2 separate regions of the Homo sapiens genome follow, and region 1 is linked to region 2. A link is an interaction called in ENCODE POLR2A ChIA-PET data of the cell type or tissue named here. Cell type or tissue: K562. All regions are shown on one strand.

Region 1 (5,000 bases), 83 kb before region 2:
TACAGAATATATATCCTTTTCAAGTCTACATAGAATGTTCACGCATATATGCTGGGCCTTAAACAAGTATGAATAAATTTAAAAAGACTGAGATCACATAAAATATATTCTCTACCCACAACAGAATTAAATTTGAAATTGATAAAAATAGATATTTAGAATATTCCCAAATATTTGGAAATTAAGCAAGACATTTCCAAATAACCTATGGGTAAAAGAAGAAATCAAAAGGGCAGTCAGAAAATAGTTCTAACTCAACGATAATGAAAACACAACATCAACTTTTGTATGACATGCTTAATATAGTGCGTAAAAGGGGGAATTTATAACTTTAAGTGCTTGTTAGGAAAGAAAGGTCTAAAATCAATTGTCTAAGCTTCCATCTTAAGTATTAGTAAAAAAAGAACAGATTAACCTGATGTTAATAGAAAGGAAATCAAGAGCAGAAACCAATGAAACAAGAAACAACTAAGAAAAATAAAACAAAAATTAGCTCTTTGAAAATATTAATAAAGTTGGTAAACACCTAATAAAGAAAAAAGATAAAACACATATTATTAATATCAGAAATGAACAAAGAGACATCATAGACATTAAAAAATAACCTTATGCCAGCAAATTTGACAACTAGACAAAATGGGGAACTTCTTAGACAAAAGTTATCAAAACTGACACAAGAAATTAAAAATCTGAGTAGCTGCATGTCTATTTTAAAAACTGAATTTATCAAGAGAATAAGACAAGACACAAATTAGGAGAAAATATTTGTGAAAGACATATTTGATAAAGGTCTGTTATCCATAACATACCAAGAACTCTTAAAACTCAACAATAAGAAAATGAACAACCTGATGAAACAATGAGCAAGAGACCCAAAAGGATACTTCACCAAAGAAGACATGGACACGGCAGGCAAGCATATGAAAAGATGCTCTACATCATATCATCAGGGAATTAATGGAAATTAAAACAACAATAAGATGCCACTACACACCTGTCAGAATGGCCGAAATCCAAAACACTGACAACACCAAATGCTGACGAGGATGTGGAGCAACAAAAACCGTCATTCATTGCTGACAGGAATGCAAAATGATGCAGCCACTTTGAGTATGCATTTTTCTTTTTTTTTTTGAGATGGAGTCTTACTCTGCCGCCCAGGCTGGAGTGCGGTGGCACAATCTCAGCTCACTGCAACCTCCACCTCCCGGGTTCAAGCAATTCTCCTGCCTCAGCCTCCTGAGTAGCTGGGATTACAGGCATGCACCACCACACCTGGCTAATTTTTGTATTTTTAGTAGAGACGGGGTTTCACCATGTTGGTCAGGCTAGTCTTGAACTCCTGACCTCATGATCCACCCGCCTCACCTCCCAAAGTGCTGGGATTACAGGCGTGAGCCACCATGCCCAGCCTTTTTTTTTTTTTTTTTTTTGGAGACTGAGTCTCACTCTATCTTTATCGCCCAGGCTAGAGTGCAGTGGTACAATCTCAGCTCATTGCAGCCTCTGCCTCTTCAATCAATTCTCCTGCCTCAGCCTTCCAAGTAGTTGGGACTACAGACACGTGCCACCACACCCAGCTAATTTTTGTTGTTGTTTTTTTTCTCAGTAGAGGGGTTTCACCATGTTGCCCAGGCTGGTCTCGAACTCCTGACCTCAGGTGATCTGTCTGCCTCGGCCTCCTAAGTGCTAGGTTTATAGGCATGAGCCACTGTGCCTAGCTTGCATATGCATATTAATAAGGTAGTTTCTCACAAAACTAAATATACCATCTGATCCAGCAATCACTCTCCTTGGTATTTACCCAGATGAACTGAAAACTTACATCCACCATAAATCTGCACGTGGATGTTTACAGCAGCTTTATTCAAAATTGCTCAAATTCGGAAGCAATCAAGACATCCTTCAGTAGGTGAATGGATGAATGAACTATGGCACACCCAGACAGTGGAATACTATTCAGCACAAAAAAGAAATGAGCTATCAAGCCATGAAAAGACATGGAGGAAACTGAAAAGCACATTACTAAGTGAAAGAAGCCAATGTGAAAAGGATACATACATACTATATGATTCCAGCTACAAGGTTTTCTGGAAAAGGCAAAACTATGGAGACAGTAAAAGGAGCAGTGGGTGCCAGTGGTTAGTGGGGTGGGGGTGGGAGGTGAACAAGAGAATTTTTAGGGCAGTGAAACTATTCTGTTTGATACTATAATGGTAGATATGTGTCACTTCAAAACCCATAGAATGTACAACACCAAGAGTGAACCCTAATGTTAACTATGGACTCTGGATGACAACGAAGTGTCAGTGTAGGTTCATCAATTGTAACAAACACGACCGTGGTGTGGAATGTTGACAGCAGAGAGGGCTTACTGGGGGACAACAGTGAGATATATGGGAACCCTCTGTATTTTCGGCTCAATTTTTCCCTGAAACTAAAACTGCTCTAAAAAATAAAGTCTATTTAATAGAAAAAACCAAATTGATTATGTAATTTAAAACCTTCCTACAAAGAAAAATCCAGGCCTAGATGGCTTTACTGGCTTTTTCTTTTTAACTAAGTCTGAACTAGACAGCTTTACTCGTTAATTTTATCCAACATTTTAGGAAAAAAATAATGTCAATCTCATACAAACTTTTAGAAAACACAGGGGAATGAGGCTGGATGCAATGGCTCATGCCTGTAATCCCAGCACTTTGGGAGACTGAGGCAGGTGGATCACTTGAGATCAGCAGTTTGTGACCAGCCTGGCCAACATGGTGAAACCCTGCCTCTACTAAAAATACAAAAATTAGCCAGGCATGGTGGCACGTGCCTGTAATCCCAGCTACTCAAGAGGCTGAGGCAGAAGAATCGCTTGAAATGGGGAGGTGGAGGTTGCAGTGAGCTGAGATCACACCATTGCACTACAGCTTGGGCGACAGAGCGAGACTCCGTCTCAGAAAAAAAAAAAAAAAAAGGCTGGGCACAGTGGTTCACACCTGTAATCCCAGCACTTTGGGAGGCTGAGGAGGGTAGATCACTTGAGTTCAGGAGTTCAAGACCAGCCTGGCCAACATGGTGAAACCCCATCTCTACTAAAAATACAAAAAAAAAAATTAGCCAGGTGTGGTGGTACACACCTGTAATCCCAGCTACTCGAGAGGCAGAGGCAGGAGAATGGCTTGAACCCAGGAGGGGAGGTTGCAGTTAGCCAAGATCGCGCCACTGCACTCCAGCCCAGGTGACAAAGCAAGACTCTGTCTCAAAAATAAAAATTAAAAAAAAGAAAGAAGCATTTCCCAATTTGTTCAATGTAGCTAGTATAACTCTGACGTGAAAGCCTCCCCACAAAGGCTTTATAAGAAAAAGATCAACATCCTGCACAAATATAGACCAAAAATCCTCAACAAGATATTAACAAATCAAATCCAGCAATAAATTTTAAAAGTCTAATATATCACATATATTTAGGTCCCTACTCCTAGAATGCAAAATTGGTTTGATATTTTAAAAATCGATCAATTTTAAATCATTTTAACAGAATGAGAAAATCATAAACGTTATCACATCAGTAAATACAGAAATATTATCTTGATACCAAGACCTGACAACAATAAGACAAAAACAAAACTACAGAATACTATCCCCCATGAATGTAAACATAAAATTCCTTATCAAAATATCACCCAACAATTCAACAATAATGATCCAGGCTCAGTGGCTCACACCTGTAATCCCAGCACTTTGAGAGGCCAAGGTGGGAGGATAGCTTGAGGCCAGGAGTTTGAAACCAGCCTGGGCAACACAGTGAGACCTTATTTCTACCAAAAAAAAAAAAAAAAAAAAAAAAACAGGTGTAGTGGTGCATACCAGTAATCTCAGCTACTTGGGAGCCTGAGGCAGGAAGGGAGCTTGGGCCCATGAGTCAGTGGATGGAGTGAGCTATGATCACACCACTGCACTCCAGCCTGGGCAACAAAGCAAGACACCATCTCTAAAATAAAAGTAAAAAACAAAACAATAAACATAAAGAATTATACACCACACCCAGCCAGGTGTGGTGGCTCACGCCTGTAATCCCAGCACTTTGGGAGGCCAAGGTGGGCGGATCACGAGGTCAGGAGATCAAGACCATCTTAGCTAACATGGTGAAACCCTGTCTCTACTAAAAATACAAAAAATTAGCCAGGCGTGGTGGCGTGCTCCTGAGTCCCAGCTACTCGAGAGGCTGAGGCAGGAGAATGATGGGAACCCAGGAGGAGGAACTTGCAGTGAGCCACAATCACACCACTGCACTCCAGCCTGGGTGACAGAGCGAGACTCCATCTCAAAAAAAAAAAAAAAAAAAAAAAAGATTTATACACCACACCCAGGTGGAGTTTATTCCAAGGATGCAATGCTGACTCAAGATCAGAAAGCCAATCAATGTAATCTACCATATTAACAGGCTAAATAAGAAAAACACATGTTCATAGCAACTGACACAGAAATGCATTTGACAAAATCGAACACCCATTCATTCTTTTTTTAAAAAGCCTCTCAGAAAAATGGGAATAGAGAGGAACTTCATCAATCTGGTAAAGGGATCTAAAAAGTCCCTACAGCTAACATTATACTAAATGGTGAAAGACTGAATGCTTTCCCTATAAGAACATGAACAAGGCAAAGATATCCACTATTACTCAACACAGCTCTAGAAGTTCTCGCAATAAAGCAAGAAACAGATAAAAAAAGTATACAGTTTGTAAAGGAAAAAACAAAACTATCCCCATTTGCAGATGACATAACTGTCTATGTAGAAATTCCCCGTAATCTACAAAAAGTCTTAGAACAAGTGAGTTCAGCAAGATTGTGGGATACAAGATAAACATACAAAAGCCAATCTTATTTCAGTATATTAGCAATGAACACATGGGCAATGAAATTTAAAATACAATACCATTTACAATTGCTCAAAAAATAAAGTACTAGGTGTAAATCTAAAAAAAAAGGGTACAGGATTTGTATACTGAAAA
Region 2 (5,000 bases):
CTGCACTCTAGCCTGGCAACAGAGTGAGACTCCAGCTTAGAAAAAAAAACCCATCTCTACTAAAACCACAAAAATTAGCCAGGCATGGTGGCAGGTGCCTGTATTCCCAGCTATTCTGGAGGCTGAGGCAGGAGAATCGCTTGAACACCGGAGGCAGAGTTTGCAGTGAGCCGAGATCACGCCATTGCACTCCAGCCTGGGCGACAAGAGCGAAACTTTGTCCCAAAACAAAAAGCAAAACAAAACAAAAAAAACCTCCCGGCAAGCCGCAAGCAGGCATTGCCATACTTTGCCAATCTAAGAATCAGCAGGGCCCAGCTCCCTGAGGTAATTTCAGGACCGATCTGAGGTGGCTCGATGGTCACCATACAGCCACTGCCCCATCTGGCTCACTGTGGTCTGGAGATGGCTTGAGCTTCTCATGCACACCTGGCCAATCTTTAACTGGTTGGCCTAGAGCTCCCCTCTGGCCAGAGCCAAGGTAGGAGGAATTGGAGACTTCGCCCCGCTGCTTGCCATTCCTGCCTCCCACAGCAGGTACGAGGCAGGTGGGACCAGCCTGTTCTATCTTTTCCTGGTAGGCCCTGGACACGCATCATCTCAGGCTATTCTCACAACAACCACAGGAGATGGGTACTGTTATACCAACTTTAGAGATGAGAAGCCTGAGGCTCAGGAAGCATGAGGAGGGCATGTGTGGTGGAGAGATTCAGGACTGCACCATTTGCCCTATACCACCTCCAGGGTCTCTTCCCTACCTGTGTCTCTCCCTGAGTCAGGATTGTGGGACTGGAACAGGAAGCTTGGAAACACTACATGATCAAGGAACGGCATGGAGAGTTAGAAAGAGCTCTTGGCCAGAGGGCTAGGAGTCCTGCACTCAGGTTCCAAGTGTGGGTGACCTTGGGCCAGTCCCACCCCTCACAGGCCTCGACCCCATCTTCAGCCTTCTGTGAGGTCTTCTCCAGCACCATTAGCCTGAAGTTCAGGCCACTAGCAATGACCCCTGCTCTGCCAGCCTCTTGCTTAATAAGGCTGTGGGCAAATCCAGTGAGTGCCTGGCAAATTTCGAAGTGCAGTGTACCCGGTGAGGGGTGATTTTTGGCAAAGATGGTGGAATGAAAGATGGTAGAATGGTGGGAAAAACCTTGAGCTGGGAATCCCACCTCTGCCTGGTAGGGAAAATTAAGAGACTTCTCTAGACCTCCCCACCTGTTCAGTTCAGATCCCCAACTCCCTTTATGTCAAGCATCTACCACCAACCAGATACCAGATCTTTCGTTTATATCTTAGTACAGGTCTTTCTTGTTTGTTTGTTTTTTGTTGTTTTAAAGAGATGAGGGTCTCCCTCTGTCCCTCAGGCTGGAGTACACTGGCGAATCATAGCTCACTGCGGCCTCAAACTCCTGGGGTTCAAGCAATATCCTCCTGCCTCAGTCTCTCAGTCTCCTGCCACCGTGCCGAGCTAGTTCAGCTTCTTTTTTTTTTTTTTGAGATGGAGTCTTGCTCTGTGGCCCAGGCTGGAGTGCAGTGGCGCAATCTTGGCTCACTGCAAGCTCCACCTCCTGGGTTCATGCCATTCTCCTGCCTCAGCCTCCTCAGTAGCTGGGATTACAGGCGCCCACCACCATGCCCGCCTAATTTTTTTGTATTTTTTAGTAGAGACGGGGTTTCACCGGGGACGGTCTCGATCTCCTGACCTCGTGATCCGCCCGCCTCCCAAAGTGCTGGGATTACAGGCGTGAGCCACCGCGCCCAGCCTAGTTTCAGCTTCTTGAGAGAGGGGTTTGATTGGCTCAGCTCATCTTTTTCAGCCAGGCTACACAGGTCAGAGACCACAGTCAGTCAGTGGTTGGGTCCCCTTGGAGCAATGTTTACCCTGGTAAATAGCCACAGGCAACAGAGTGAGGGTCACAGGGTCTAAGCTACCTCAGCAAGGGATCCCTGCACACAAGTCCTGGAAGAAACAATGGCACAGCGGAAAGCTAGCGGAACACACAAAAGCCTCCATTTGTCACTTTTCTGCTCTGCCCACCTCTCCTCACACCCACACTACAAAGAAAATTATCTTTGCTCTCATCTTTTCCCGTGACTCCCAGGTTGAGACCTCCTAACAACAAATTAGAAATAGCTTTAACACACACCCCATTGCAAACCAGCTTACACTGCTCTAACTAAGGTTGGAACACTGGGTCAGGTGGTCTTGCCTGGCTCTTTTTTCCCTAAGGGTGACCTCCCTCCCAGGATTCCACTCAGTCCCTATGCAAATGAACTCAGTCACTGGGGTCTCCCTCACCCAGATCTGCCCAGATAAATCTCAGCCTCTCTCTCTCTTTTTTTTTTTTAGGTGGAGTCTTGCTCTGTCGCCCAGGCTGGAGTGCAGTGGTGCGATCTCGGCTCACTGAAACCTCCGCCTCCTGGATTCAAGAAATTCTCCTGCCTCAGCCTCCCAAGTAGCTGGGACGACAGGCATGTGCCACCATGCCCAGCCAATTTTTTTTTTTTTGAGATGGAGTCGCGCTCTGTCGCCCAGGCTGGAGTGCAGTGGTGCGATCTCAGCTCACTGCAAGCTCTGCCTCCTGGGTTCACACCATTCTCCTGCGTCAGCCTCCTGAGTAGCTGGGACTACAGGCGCCCGCCACCACACCTGGCTAATTTTTTGTATTTTTAGTAGAGACGGGATTTCACCGTGTTAGCCAGGATGGTCTCGATCTCCTGACCTCGTGATCCGCCTGCCTCGGCCTCCCAAAGTGCTGGGATTACAGGCGTGAGCCACCGTGCCCGGCCAATTTTTGTATTTTTATTAGAGTATGGGATTTTACCATGTTGTCCAGGCTGGTCTCGAACTCCTGATCTCAGGTGATCCACCCACCTCGGTCTCCCCAAGTGCTGCAATTATAGGCATGAGCCACCATGCCCAGCCAAATCTCAGTCTTAAAGTAACTTGCCCCCCAAGGAAGGATTTTCCAGTTGACAAAGGAATCTGAGGAGGGTGCAGACTCTCTGAAAGAATGGTAGTGAGTATACCATCTGGGTGGGGGAACCAAGCAGAGGCTGACTAGACCAGGGTTTATGCAGTTCAGCGTCAGTCCATGAGCTTGCCCTATATCTTATCCCTATCACTGGCTCCTGTCCCTGAGAGGGGACTGCCACCAGAGGTAGCCATACCCTGAGCCAAGCTCCCCATTCTTTAGTGATCCCCCTCAAAATTAGTTCTGAGACCCTGCATTCTGTCCACCCCTCTGCCATGACATAACACCAGGTTCACTAGAGTCCTCTGGAGTACAGCTGCGATGGAGCCTCTCAGGCAGTGCAATGGGGCGGAGGGGGGCACTTTTGGGCAAGGAGCCTGCCCGATGCCCATCACCCTGCACTAATAAGGGAAGCAGACTCTGCTCTGCATTGAGGGACCTGCACTCTCCCTGTGGGCCCTGCAGCCCAGCGGGTTTTTCTGGGTTTAAGATAACATAGTGGCATAGGTGATACTCAATAGGTTCCCCCAGGCCTTCACCTCTGTATTTACCCCTCCACCCCAGGCCAGTATTAAGATAATTACAGGGCTTGGGAAAGGGAAAAGAGATGAGACCAGAGGCTGGCTCACAGATCCAGAAGAAAATCCCAGCTCACCCACTAACCTTGGGCCTGTGACATAAACTTTCTGAGTCTAGACTTTCTCATCTCGCAACTGGGGATGATAATCTTATCTTACAGGTTGGGTGGGAGGTTTAATGAGATAATGTGTGTAAAGTGCCAAATTACAGGTCAGGGTACAACACACACACACACACACACACACACACACACACACACACACACACCAGAAATCCTGAGAAAGGTGGACTCAGGGCAAGATGGACCCCCGACACACGTGTGGCATGTGCAGCTGTGCACACACCAGGCCCACACGTGAGCCAGCATTTCCCCAAACCCTGCGCTCTCTCACTGGGGTCTTGCCAGGGCCTGGGCTCAGCCCACTTCCTTCCACTGCTCCCCCCACCCAGAAGCTGGGGAGGGCTGGGGGTGGTAGCGTGCCAGGGAACAATGGGCCCCCAACCCCTTCCCGCCCATTGCGTGAGAAGGAGCTGCCGGAAGGAAACTCACCTCCCAGTGGGACAGGCCGCCGCCCCCCTGACGTCTGCCCCAGGGAAGTCTGGAGACCCCCATGCTGCTCAAGGGGCGGGCCTCTGTGCACTCCAGGCCTGCCACCCTTGGGACATCCTGTTTTCACCACCTGGACTGGCTTCCCCCGCCCCCTCTTTCAGAGAAGATGGTCCCAGACCCTCTCTCTGGGGCTGGGCTGGGTTCCCCACAAGAGTCTAGGGCCCTGTTCTCATTCATCTCTGTGTCCCCCGTGTGTAGCCTGTTCCGGAGTCGTCTCGAGGAATGCTGGCCAACTGCATGAGAGGCTGAGGGAAAGGAGCCAGACTAGGGGTGATCAGGGACCCAGCAGCTGAGCCAGAAAACATGAGAGAGAGAAGGGCCCAGCTCAGAGTGGCCAAAACGCCTGTGCTGCAGATAGGGGTGTGGTCCCAGAAATGCCTCTGGAGAGCACAGGGCATGCTGTTGAGGGCTGGGGGATGCTCTCCCCCCAAATTTTTGGAACACTCAGCTCAGTTTCATTTGTGTAGTGACACTTCCCTTACAGGCCCGCATTCCTCTCTCTCTCTCATACACAATCACACTCATTCCAGGGGTCTCAGCAGCTCCACCATCAGATGGGGGCTCTTAAAGGCAGGGGTCAGGGAGGAGGCCAGGAGCAGATGAGGAGCTGTTCTTGCACCGTGCCTATCCACACTTAGCAGGATAGCTCAGAGGGTCCCCACCAGGCTGGCTGCTGACCAGAAACTCTGGACATCAATTTCCCCAGCTAGAAAATATGAAGAGTTGGGGGGCCTGGCTGAAACTGACCCTGCCCTGGGCCTTGCTGACCTGGGGTGGCCCAGCTGAAAGTGCCAGTGGGCCGGCAGGGGCTGGGAGCAGGCGTGGGCACGCATTTTGAA

Evidence for each region. ChIA-PET counts read pairs that join two places held together with the same protein. Peaks named below come from ENCODE experiments on the same cell type or tissue, not always from the same donor. Only the 100,000 strongest peaks of a DNase experiment are listed, where the experiment ranks them.
Region 1: POLR2A ChIA-PET joins it to region 2 with 5 read pairs; 6 of 35 experiments call an interaction of 5 or more read pairs at or near these places.

Annotation. Positions count from the first base shown.
Region 1 is chr15:74,675,947-74,680,946 of GRCh38, forward strand. The region is part of intron 1 of EDC3 (enhancer of mRNA decapping 3); the gene reads right to left. Among named protein-coding and RNA genes, the nearest start is that of EDC3, 18 kb to the right of the region's middle. In K562, no CTCF peak of the experiment used is centred here; no DNase peak of the experiment used is centred here.
Region 2 is chr15:74,758,489-74,763,488 of GRCh38, forward strand. No RefSeq gene overlaps it. Among named protein-coding and RNA genes, the nearest start is that of CYP1A2, 12 kb to the left of the region's middle. In K562, no CTCF peak of the experiment used is centred here; a DNase peak (open chromatin) is centred at 1,897; H3K27me3 peaks cover 3,435 bases.